Regions from separate parts of the Homo sapiens genome. Here region 1 is linked to region 2. The links are chromatin contacts, found by Hi-C or POLR2A ChIA-PET in ENCODE. All regions are on one chromosome and are shown on one strand. The core of a region is the stretch at or near the end of the contact, and the rest is flanking DNA. Distances in the headings are between cores, read along the strand shown. Region 1 holds the start of PTGES (prostaglandin E synthase). Region 2 holds the start of LINC02975 (long intergenic non-protein coding RNA 2975).

Region 1 (6,163 bases), core at 771-3,270, 470 kb after region 2:
AATTCGTGTTAAAAGGAAATCACAGCTGGGCACAGTGGCTCACACCTGTAATCCCAGAACTCCAGGAGGCCAAGATGGGAGGATCACTTGAGCCCAGGAGTTTGAGACCAGCCTGGGCAACATGGCAAAAGCCATCTCTACCAAAAACATAAAAAATTAGGAGCAGTGACGCACACCTATAGTCCCAGCTACTTGGGAGGCTGAAGTGGGAGGATCACCTGAGCCCAGGAAGTCGAGGCTACAGTGAGCTATGATCGCACAATTGCACTCCAGCCTGGGCCACAGAGCAAGACCCTGTCTCTAAAATAAATAAATAATAATTAAAAAAAAAAAAAAAAAAGGAATCGCTGGCCTGCTGGTAAGAACCCAGGCCTCAGCCAGGTGCGGTGGCTCACGCCTGTAATTCCAACACTTTGGGAGGCTGAGGCGGGTGGATCACCTGAGGTCAGGGGTTCAAGACCAGCCTGGCCAACATGGTGAAACCCCATCTCTACTAAAAATACAAAAATTAGCAGGGCATGGTGGTGTGTGTCTGTAATGCCAGCTACCGGGGAGGCTGAGGCAGTAGAATTGCTTGAACCCAGGAGGTGGAGGTTGCAGTAAGCAGAGATCATGCCGCTGCACTCCAGCCTGGACAGCAGAAAAAAAAAACAAAACAGAAACCCCCGCCTCCAAGACAGGATGTGGGCTCTGAAGCTGGACACTGGAGTTCAAACCGGGCTGTGTGACCTTCATAAGTGATGTCTCCTCTCTGAGCCCAGGTTCCTCACCTAGAAAACAGGATGACTATGGCGCCTCCCCTGCCCTCAGGGCTGTGGCGGGGATCTCATGCTCAGCTCCGGGCCACATTCGGTCCTCTGGGAAGGATTCAATGAGTGAATGCAGCTGTTCTACTTGATGCCCGGATCCCATATCCCAGGACCAGCCAAGGCAGGGAGAAGTCAGAAGCTATCAGTGTGCTGTAGCCTCCGGGCATCCTATCACTTGGGCAGCTGCCCTGCCTTTAATCCTGCCTGTACCTGCAGCAGGGCCTGAGCCTGGCTTGTGGCCAAGATCCTCACTCCCCAGGATCCACCCGCATGCAGTGCCAGAGCCAGCCTTGCCTCACCTCGCCTTTGAACTGGACACAGGGGAAGACAGAGACAGTTTCAGGAAATGATTGCTTTATTAAAATACCTGGGGAGGAAGTAACAGGTGCCTGGGGTCTTTCTGCATTCTGCCGCCAGGACAGCCGACAAGCTCAGCCTATGACTTTGCAGACTCGCCAACCAGTGTGACGGACGCTACTGGAACTTGCCCCGGCCCAGCTCTGGGACTCGTTAATGTTGTTTTGGTTCAGGGGCTCGGATTAGTGGGGAAATTCCTCGCTGAGCACCCCGACGGTGCCCGGCTGGGAGCTGGCCTTTGGAGGCTACAGTGGGCTTGTTAGTGACATTTGCCAGGAGTTGGGAATTTCCACTTAAACGTTTCTCGGACTCCTGTTTTGCCGGTTCCCACTCCACCCAGATATCAGACCTCCCGTGCCGGGAAGCCACCAGGTTAGACAGAGGCTTTGTGCTGTCACGCTCCCACACTCCACCCTCCAGAACCTGCTTCTCTCACAGACACTCGCTGGCTCTCTCCATGCCAAGAACTCAGCCCGGTGGCACGGCAAGCGAGTAAGTGCTCTTAAGCCAGAGAGGAGAAGGTGCAGGCCTTGCTGACACGTGGGACTGGCAGGAAGCCCCCCGGCGGGGCTGGAAGAGGTGCTCACCTCCCAGCCCTGCACACACCTTGGCCATGTTTCCCTATCCCGGGGCTTTCCTGACAGGACGTGGAGAGAAGCAAGTATGACCCAGGCCGGGGACCCCCAGGGAGGCACATACCTTCTTCCGCAGCCTCACTTGGCCCGTGATGATGGCCACCACGTACATCTTGATGACCAGCAGCGTGCTGCAGAGCAGGAAGGCCGGGAGGGCCGGGCTGCTCATCACCAGGCTGTGGGCAGGCATCTCTGGCCAGCGCAGCTCAACTGTGGGTGTGATCAGCTCGACAGAGGAGCAGCCTGCAGGGAAAGCACAAAGTGGGAGGGGAGAGCCTTCCTGCAGCCAGCACCGCCCACGCCCCGCCCCACGGCAGCGGCAGCAGGGCCCCCTTCTCCTGTGAAGAGAAAGACAAGCAGTTGCCGGAGCTCCAAGAAGCAGAGAGTCTCCGGGTGTCCCGGACCCAGTCCCTGGCTCTGGAGCCCTCCTTCCAGGCAAATCCTCAAACACTTTCAAATCTGTTTCAAAGCTGTTTCCTTATCTACAGTGTGGGAGCATGTGGTGGTGCCTGCCTTCTAGGGAATGATGAGGCTGGGCACCTGGCAGGACCTCTGCACGTGGTGATTATCGCTGCCTCCTGCCCACCTCCGCAGGGTCAGGGTAGGTGGTGGGCATGAGAACCACGCCATGCGCCCCCACACTCAGCCTGGACAATGGAGCTGCAGCCACAATGGCATGACTTTGCCATCTGTGGCAGGCTGAAGGACGCCCTCCACCCCTAAAGACATCCATGTCCCAATCCCTAGAACCCGTGACTGTGACTATGTGGCAAAAGGGACTTTTCACATGGGATTTCGTAAGGATTTGAGATGGGAGAAATTATCCTAGTTTATCTGGGTGAGCCCAGAGTATACAGAGGGGCCCTTCCAAGAGGGAGGCAGTAAAATTAGAGAAAAGATATAAAAACAGAGGCAGCATTAAGAGAGGAGATGAAAGGACAGAATAGGGGTCAGACAGGAGAGACGCTAACCTGCTGGCCTTGAAGATGAAGGAGAGATCATGGCCCAAGGAATACCAGGGGCCTCTAGAAACTGGAAAAGGGGACGAAACAAACTCTCTGCGTTCAGACAGAACGCAGCCCTCCCGACACTTTGATTTTAGCCCTGTGAGACCCATTTCAGGCTTCATCCACCAGAACTGTCAGAGAATGAAGCTGTGTTGTTTTAAGCCACTAAGTCTGTGGTAATTTGCTATAGCAGGGATGGGGAACCAGCACGTGGCTCCACTGACTTCCTGAGCATCACTTGACTATCCTGGAACTCTTTCCCCAGTCAAATGCTTTGATTCTTCATCACAAGATCTCCCCGAAAGACCTATCAACTGACTCTTCAGTAGAAAGCATCACCAGGCCGGGCGCGGTGGCTCACACCTGTAATTCCAGCCCCTTGGGAGGCCAAGGGGGACAGATTACCTGAAGTCAGAAGTTCAAGACCAGCCTGGGCAACATAGGGAGACTCCGTCTCTACAAAAAAATGTTTTAATTAGCTGGGCATGGTGGTGCTCGCCTGTATTCCCAGCTACTCAGGAGGCTGAAGTGGGAGGATCACCTGAACCCAGGAGGCTGAGGCTGCAGTGAGCCATGTTCTCACCACTGCACTCTAGCCTGGGTGACAGAGCAAGACCCTGTCTCAAAAAAGAAAGAAAGCATCAACGTTTGTTTTCTAAGATTCTTTGAATCCCTCACCTCAAAATCCTCACCTTGGCCAGGTGGCTCACACATGTAATCCCAGCACTTTGGGAGGCCGAGGGGGGCAGATTATCTGAGGTCAGAAGTTCGAGACCAGCCTGGCCAACGTGGTGAAATCCCCTCTCTACTAAAAATACAAAAATTAGCCAGATGTGATGGCAGACACCTGTAATCCCAGCTACTTGGGAGGCTGAGGCGGGAGAATCGCTTCAACCTGGGAGGTGGAGGTGCAGTGAGCCAAGATTGCACCACTGTACTCCAGCCTGGGCGACAGACCGAGACTCTGTCTCAAAAAAAATCCTCACCTTGCTGCATCCTGCCCGCTTCCCCGGGTTCTGGCAGGACCTCCACAAGGTCAGGGATCTTTTTTTTTTTTTCTTGTGAGACAGACTCCTGCTCTATCACCCAGGCTGGAGTGCAATGGCGTGATCTCTGCTCACTGCAACCTCCACCTCCAGGTTCAAGCAATTCTCCTGCCTCCGCCTCCCAAGTAGCTAGGACTACAGGTGCCCACCACCACGCCCAGATAATTTTTGTATTTTTAGTAGAGACGGGGTTTCACCATGTTGGCCAGGATGGTCTCAATCTCTTGACCTTGTGATCCACCCACCTCGGCCTCCCAAAGTGCTGGGATTACAGGCATGAGCCACCGCACCTGGCCAAGGGCAGGGATCTTGTACACGGTTCTTGCTCATTTATTTTCGCCAACATATTTGGCTTTGCTGAGAGGTGCCCTGGGGAAGTGGGGCAAAGGGGAAAGGGAGAAACCAGTCTCCCATGCCTACTTCACTCTTGGGCTTGACCAGGTGCTTTGGGACAGCACCTGCCCAGAGAGACAGCTGTGTCAGTCCAACCTATGCCCCAAAGCAGCAGAGATCAAAGGGAAGATTGGCCAGAGCTAGATTTAGCCAGCCTCGAATCCCAAAGCCAGCCCTCAGCTGTAGCTGTGTGGCCTTAGGCAGGCAGGTTCCTCCTCTGAACCAGTTTCCTCAGCTGTAAAATGCAGCTGACCCTAAGTCACTCCCCAGCGCAGTTGTGGGAGCTAAATAATTATGAAGCCCCTGGAACAAGTAGGCACTCCGTTCAGTATCATCCTCTGAGCTTCCGTTTCCTCCTGCTCAAAGGGAATAATGATCCCTACCTAGTAGGGTTGTCAGGAGGGAGACTCATAGAAATCCCTGCCCTTGTTGCTGGGGGAGGTGGGTGTGAGCAAGGTGGGGGTGGTGCCTTGCCCATTTGCTGTGTGCCAAGCAGTCCTTTATCCGAACAAAAGATGTGCTTGATAAACTGACTCCCGTGGGGAACTGCCAGGCCAGGCTGTCCCGGCCCCACAAGATAAATGATAGGTCACCATACCATCAGGGACGGAACATGGAAAGTACAAGATGCCCTGAGACACGTTTTATCTCTGGTTGTCTGTTGGAGGAGCTGTGCAAGCTCGCTTCTGGCTGATATTTCTGTCGGAGAAGAGAGAATCCCTGCCTCTCTCGCCCCCAGCCCGTGGGAACCCCTGCAGGTAGCTACCTTCCTTGTCAAAAAGCTCAGCTATGAGGTTGGGGTCTGGTGGCTGTACCACCCCCAGAATCGTGGACCAGACACAGCCCAGGAGGGGCCCTTTGGTTGTCCTCCTTGGACTAGGGAGAGTGGCTCTTCCCTGACTGGTCTTCTGAAATAACAAGATAGAAAGCAGAGGCTGGGAAAACCAGCTTGGGGCAAAGAGCAGACGATCACCTCCCGCTACCCTGAGCCGAAAATAGGGGAGAGACTGTGTAGGGGAATTCGTATAACTGATGGACATGATCTCAAGATAGGAATCTTTTCGTCACTGTCTACTGAAATGAACCTGCTAAGCCAAGGCCTGCCAAGGAGGACAAAATCTCTGATCTTTGGCCAAGAATTTCCCTGAAGCTGCCCTTGGCCAATGGAAGCTGCCATTGTGGCTGTTGGGGGTGACGGTGATGGTGGTGTCACTTCTCTCTGAGCTTCCATTTCTTTGCCTGTAAGATGGGCTTGGTGTCCCCTGCCTTGCAGAGGGTGGGGGACAGGAGATGGTGTGTGCACAGTGTTGGGGGCTGGGGGACACTCACTGTGGCCTGGTCCTGAGGCCCACGGGAACTACAGCAGTGTGCCCACAACAATGAGGACAACAGAAGCCCCTGGAAATATTTTACATCTTGTCCTGGGTGGTGATTACCCAGGTGAATGCATATGTCAAAAGTCACTGAGATGGGCTGGGCCTTGTGGCTCATGCCTGTAATCCCAGCACTTTGCAAGGCCGAGGCAGGGGGATCACTTGAGGTCAGGAGTTCAAGAACAGCCTGGCCAACACAGTGAAACCCCGTCTCTACTAAAAATACAAAAATCAGCTGGGCGTGGTGGTGTGTGCCTGTAATTCCAGCTACTCAGGAGGCTGATGCAGGAAAATCACTTGAACCTGGGAGGCGGAGGTTGCAGTGAGCCAGGACTGCACCACTGTACTCCAGCCCGGGCGACAGAGCAAGACTCTGTCTCAAAAAGAGAAAAAAGTTACTGAGATGTATCTTCAAACCTTTTTACTTTACTATATTTTTTCGACCCATGAAAGTGAAAGTTCTTCCTATCCCCGTTCGAAACCCTGAGCAGAGGCTCTGCCCTGTTGAAAACCATCCCGTGGCTTAGACCAGCGCCCTCCCTG
Region 2 (6,260 bases), core at 1,824-4,323:
CTACGTGCCAGGTGCGCCTCTCACCCAGTCCTCACAGCAGCCCTGCATCTTCACAAATGAGAAAACAGGCCGGGCGCGGTGGCTCATGCCTGTAATCCCAGCACTTTGGGAGGCCAAGGTGGGTGGATCACCTGAGGTCAGGAGTTCCAGACCAGCCTGGCCAACATAGTGAAACCCCGTCTCTACTAAAAATACAAAAATTAGCCGGGTGTGATGGCGGGCGCCTGTAATCCCAGCTACTCAGGAGGCTGAGGCAGGAGAATCACTTGAACCCGGGAGGCAGAGGTTGCAGTGAGCCGAGATCGTGCCACTGCACTCCAGCCTGGGCGACAAAGGGAGACTCTGTGTTAAAAAATAAATAAATAAAAGAAAAGAAAACAAAGAAGAAAGGTCCCTGGTTAGGGCCACGGGGGGATGCAGCAGGGCCCATGGCCTGGGAGGGGGTGGTGGCTGGGCGGTGCCAGGATGGAGAGATACATCTGTCTTATAAGAGTGGGCAGACAGGCCCTTGTTCCAGGAGCTGAAATGAAACAGAACTGTGTATATATCTTCTCATCTATAGACTAAATTAAACTAACTCATAGAAATAGTCTGTTTTAAGTTTCTTTACTTAAAAGTATCTTACACGTTTAACACCTGCCAATACACGTATGTACGTGATATTCAGTAATGATCATTGCAAACTGGGCACGGTGGCTCATGCCTGTAATCCCGACACTTTGGGAGGCTGAGATGGGAGGATCACTTGAACCCAGGAGGTTGAGGCTGCAGTGAGCTGTGATGGTGCCACTGCCCTCCAGCTTGGGTGACAGAGCAAGATCCTGTCTGTAAATAATAATAATAATAGTAATAACTGCGACCACCTATACAAATTTCATCTATACATCCCAGGTATTGTGCACCCTCCATACAAATGTATGAAAATTCACAGAAAGCCTGTGCTTGGTCAGTGCTATCATCAGGCCTATTTGGCAGATGCAGAAACAGGCTCACAGAAGGGAAGTCACTTGCTGAAAGCCACATGGCTGGCACGGGGTGGCACTGAGACTTGCACCCAGATCTGGGCAGCATTAAAACCCCTGCCCCACCCGTGGTCCTCTCCTGTCTCCGTGTTAGCGTGGAGCCCTGAGATGTTTTAGGAGCCGGCTTTCCGATTTCCATCTGTGTTTGTGGTGATTGCCCTGATCTTTCAGGCATTCTGCCCTAGAAAGCCCCTTGGGGAGGGGGCTTCCTGTTTCACCTGCTTGGACGTGGCTTTGGAGCTAAGACCGAGAGGAGTCAAGGTGGGATTCCTCGGATGCCCTGAGGGAGTGCGATGGGATGCCTGGGGGCTGCTCCTCCAGCCTCAGACACTCCTGCCCACAGCCCCTGGCCAGGCCCTGCCTGAGCCACTGCTCTAGGCTGCAAAGGGCTGGCTCTCATTTCCTAATTCATCCTGCCAGCTGGAGCCAAGGTGGACTCTCCCCATAGACTGGGATGAGTGCCCTGGCCCAGCTGGACCTGGTGGTGGCTATGAGCCCCCTTGTGTCACCTTTTCCCTACCCAGGGCTCATCACAAGCTGCAGGGGGATGCTCTTGGGTCTCAGGGAGAGTGGCCTGAGTCCCCCGGGGCTTCTGAGTGCATCCAGGCTGCTCTGCTGACCCTGGAAGGCAACCAGGGAAGCTGTGAGGTCAGGGTAAGGGATGGGCCTCAAGAGCGGGTCATGGCCCAGCTGGGGCCTGTGTGGACAGAGGCCTCACTGTCTCCACTGCATGCAGGGAGTCTTGAGGCCAAGTGACACATTTGCCACCTGTGACATACGCCACCAGCCCGTGTGTCTGTGCCCCAGATACAGCCAGCCAGTGCAGAGTGAGGCCTGCCAGGGCCCTGTGTTGTGGGGATGTGACAGAGCTGCCAGTCCTGGTGCAGGTGAGACGTCACCGCCATCCCAGCTGGTCTCCACCTGGAGGACAATTTGGGGACCTCCTGGCACCCTCATGCGTTCCCTCCCCCTTGTTCTGCGTGACTGCCTGTTTTAATTCACATGTCCCTTTCTAAGACTTACAACTGCATTTCTCATAAAGGAAATTATTGGCACAGGGGATAATTGTGATCCAACTCTCTGGCTTCACTTAGAAATCGAGAGGGTGGTCAGTGGGGTCCCACTTACGAGAAGTTCCGGATGGCAGAACAGTACTACAGACATCATGGTCCTCAGGAGGATGCTGTCCTGCCCCAGAGAGGCCGCCGAGGGCTGGCGGAGGGGACCTGGAAGGCAGGTGGGGTTGACTGAGATGTGCCAGGTCGGGAGGGAATCCCAGGGCGGGGACCCTAGAGAAAGCGTGGCACATCTGTGGAGAGCGGACGGGCCACGCTGGGAGTGGAGGGCTGAGGGCTATGTCAGCCCGCTCCAGCAGGAGGACATGAGCCAGGCCTGTCCAGAGGGCTTCTGCAACCTCTTCTGGAAAAAGGACCAGGGAGGTACCTGTTTCATGCCCAGGAGGTCATGATAGTGCCTATCAGCGTTAAATGCCATCTGGTCCTTGCCTCGCAAGGAGCCCTGTCCCCTGGTTCACTGGCTTAGGGGTGCCCCTCAGGTCAGTGTTTCCCCAGTGTGGGGTGGGCACCCTCGGTGACCTAGGAGACAGTGACGTCAGGGATCACACAGCCTCATACCACACAAAGGTGATTCCCTTCTCTGTCTCAGCCCTCTGGTCCCCTGGAGGGGAAGCTTGCAACTCCCCAACGCTTTTCTATCAAAATGCCATCGGCAGGCAACAATAGCCAGCTAGAATTTCCTAACATTGCTTATTTTAATTGTAATTTATTTTTACTTTTACCTTCTATTTATGGCCCATGATCTTAGTTTTTTTTCCACCTAACAGTAGTCACATAAAGTTCCCTTATGGATGCATTTACCTAAGTAATAGCAGTGAATGCTTTTAAAGAAAAATAGAGAGCAAATAACAGAATAAGGTGCCACTGGAAGGGCCGGGTCAAGAGGAGGGGGTGGACGGACCTGTGGGTGGCACTGGCTTTTCGTAACTCAGGAATCAGGAAGTGTAGTTGACACTTGTTTTGTTATGTTTGCTCCAATGGAAAAGGAAGCTGTGGGTGGAGACACATCTGACGGGAGGGATTTGGATCCTGCCAGCTCGTCCCTGCAACCCCCTACTCCGGTCCCCTCAAACCTGTCCGTGGCTGGCAGCCCTGTGATACCTCGCCACATTCTGCAACAGAATCCGAGATAGAGGTAGAAGTGGGGGAGTACGTCGTGGCTGTCAGGGCAGCTTTCTGTAAAATGCTGCCTGGAGGAGCATGTGATTCCAGACCCTCCTCTCTGCAACGAAAGTGAGGTTGACACCTGCAGGTATGATTGTAACACGACTTTTAGTTCAGGTGAGCGCAGCCTTCCTCTCCTGGAGCTCTGGCTCATCCAGCCCTGAGCTCCCCAGTCCAAGGCTCTCCGGGTACCTTGGGCAGCCTCCCTAGCAGGGCGGTGGGATCGGACCAGCTGTTCCCGGCTGCTGGTCCGTTCCAAGCTGCAAGGGCCTAGGTGCGGAGCAATGACCGGCAGGCCGAGCTCCCTCCCTCCCTCTCGTTGCAGGCCTGGGGCCTCCTGGCCCACTGAGCAGAACACACAGAAGCTGGGCCCACCCCTGCCCTCCCCACAAAGGGTCACGGGAGCCACCGCCTGACTTTGAAGCCCACTGACTTGCGGCTGACAAGAGAAAAGGTATTTGGAATTAAGTGAAGGGCGGGAGGCAGGGGCGGGCTAGGCCCTGGGGTCACATAGCTGCAGGCACCTTGACTGCAGCTGCCGTTGGCCCCAGTCCCTTACTTTCTAGGGTTCTGCAGTGGGCCAGAGAAGGGACTATTATTATTATTTCATAACATTTCATCCTGGCTTATTTCTAGCCCCTCAAACGGTGTCCGTACAGGGTTGAACTGCCAAGGGCTCCCAGACCCCTGCTGCCAAGGGGCGGCTGGCTTGTGGTGGCTCTGGGGAGGCAGTGGTGCCCGTCACTGGCACTGGGGAATCTTGTCTGACTTCCCTTTTCCTCCATCTCCTCCCCAGGGCCCGGCTTTTCCTGTGCCCTTCATTTTCCTCCCCCTGTTCTGGGACTTGTGGGTGTCCCCAGAGCAAATTCTTGGGGAGCCATGCCCAGCCGGTCTAGGGGGCACTCAGGGGCTTGCATTTTGTCAGGCTCCCTCGTGGTCTGGTGTGGGTACTCTGGGGACCACATTTGGAGAACCTGGGCCCCCCAGTTGTTAACTAGCAGACGAGGGCCTGTACTTAGGGGCCATTGTCCAGCGTTTAGTGCAGAGTGACTGGAGAAATGGGAGGACCAGACCCTGTGATGGGAGTGAGGGTAGGGGGCACAAGATGGGCCGCCACCCTCCAGGATCTCCTGGTTCACACCAGTGCCTGCGAGAGGCCCCTGGGGCCTCGTGAAAGCACAGGTGGCTGGTTGCATCCCAGGGGTTCTGATTCCCAGGACTGGCCAGGCCAGAGAATCTGAATTTCTGACAAGTTCCTGGGCAAGGCCAATGCTGCTGGCCAGGAGGACCACCCTTTGAGAACCACAGGTGGACACCAGCAGCCGCAGACCCGGCTAGGACCAGGGCAGAGGCCACGCCCTCCCCATTCCCCCGGAGCTGCCTCGGCCCTTGGAGGAATGAGCAGGACCTAAACAGGAACCACGTGATGATATTGACGTGGCACCTGCATGGGAGCACTGCTGCCTGTCCACACTGAGTGCGGCTTCCAAGACCACCCGCAACACACACAGCCCTGCAAGGCGGGAGCTCACGTGCCCCTCACTTTACAGGCGAGAAAGCTGAGGCTCAGAGAGGGCAAGTGACCTGCATAAGGCCACACAGCCAGCAAGTCAGGGAACGGGTGGCCAAACCCAGACCTGCCCAGTTTCATGTTCGCGCCGTGAGGGGTCCAGCGGCTGTGGTGTCACTTCTGGTTACCCCGTCATTTAGAGGGGAAAGATGTGGAGAAATAGGAGTGTGTGTGGCAGGAAGGGACTGGGGGAGAGAAAAGGGCCCAGGAATCAGGCGTGCGTGTGGCGTTGAAAGGAGCAACAACTCAAAGTCACGCTCAAGGTCATGCTTAAGGTCATGCTCAAGGTCATGCTTAAGGTCACGAGTTCACCCCAGGAATCCCGCCCTCACTGGAGCTGAAGCAGACCCCTCCCCCAGGCTTCAGGGGTCTCCTGTGGCCAGGTGATCCCCTCCCCGTCAGCACCCCAGGGCACACAATGACACCTGATATTCCGCTAAACAGGACACTTCAGGGTGGAGGTGGGGCAGGGGGGTGGTGGGAGGCCGCAGTACTCAGCCTTTGCTCCCATGGGCCCAGCACCCCTGGGTGGACCTAGAGAGGCTCTGGGCACCCAGGTCTCAGGTCTGGCCTCAGAGCAGAGCTTTGGGCACCTCTTCCTCCACATCCACACCTGCTCCGTGCACACCTGCCCCGGGTCCTGGGTCTGGCAGCATCTTGGGCTGACTGTGGAGGGCCTTTGCTGGGCTTGGCAGGTGGGCATCAGGATGGGTAACTGCAGAGAAGAGGGAAGGGGGTGGTCTGAGGGCAGGGGGTGGCCTGAGGGTGGCCGGAGGAGTTCAGGAAGAGCACTGGAGCACGAGTCTCCTTTAGGGGACTCACCTTCTCTTTCTGTAAAGGGAAGGGACAGGGCTGGGTATCCTGAGGGGCACTGGTGGTCTTATGGGGTGGGGACATGGTGGGAAGGGGCCTGGCCCGCTCTGGTCTCCAGCCTGTGTCCCAAACCCACCTCCCCTTGGAAGAGGTCCCAGGAGTCGCCAGCACCTGGTTCTGGCTGGGCTGAGAGAGGCTGTGTCTGCTGCACCTGGAGTTGCAGGGCCAGCCACGGTCTGTGCACGTGGACCCCTTGAAGCGCAGAGGCTGACGCATGGCGAGTGCTCGTTAAACATCACCTGCATGTGATTATTAGTAATAAAATGTCTTAGAAGCTGGAGGGACTGAGAAGGGCCTTCTAAGCATGACAGACGTCTGTCTAGGTTGGGGTCCTTTTCATCAGGAGGGACCTGGGAGCCAGGTACCCTCTGCTCACAGGTAGTAATGCAAGAGGCCTTGTATTTTCTCTTCCTTTCCAGGCACTGAGGGCTCGCCACAACCCCCTGTGTATTTATCTTACAGAATGTGCCCCTGTGATCATGTGAAAGCATCAGCCAGGGGTCCAAGAACTTCCCTCTGGAGCCTCACACTCCCAGCGTGGCACCCAGCAGGGAA

Evidence for each region. Hi-C counts contacts between places; a loop is a spot of excess contacts on that map. ChIA-PET counts read pairs that join two places held with the same protein, here RNA polymerase II (POLR2A). Pooled maps may share reads with other maps.
Region 1: a loop to region 2 is called in a pooled map, with 1.8 times the contacts of the local background. The contact joins the promoter of PTGES here to the promoter of LINC02975 in region 2. A Hi-C loop is called at or near these places in 1 of 50 pooled maps. POLR2A ChIA-PET finds 5 or more read pairs at or near these places in 2 of 52 experiments (T-cell and endothelial cell of umbilical vein).

The regions. Positions count from the first base shown.
Region 1 is chr9:129,751,022-129,757,184 of GRCh38, forward strand. It overlaps PTGES (prostaglandin E synthase), which reads right to left and starts at 2,021. Exons shown (of 3, transcript NM_004878.5): 1 at 1,866-2,021. The coding sequence starts at 1,991.
Region 2 is chr9:129,279,343-129,285,602 of GRCh38, forward strand. LINC02975 (long intergenic non-protein coding RNA 2975) reads left to right here and starts at 3,074. Exons shown (of 3, transcript NR_121587.1): 1 at 3,074-3,350; 2 at 3,588-3,716; 3 at 6,168-6,260. RefSeq lists an enhancer at 5,364-6,260.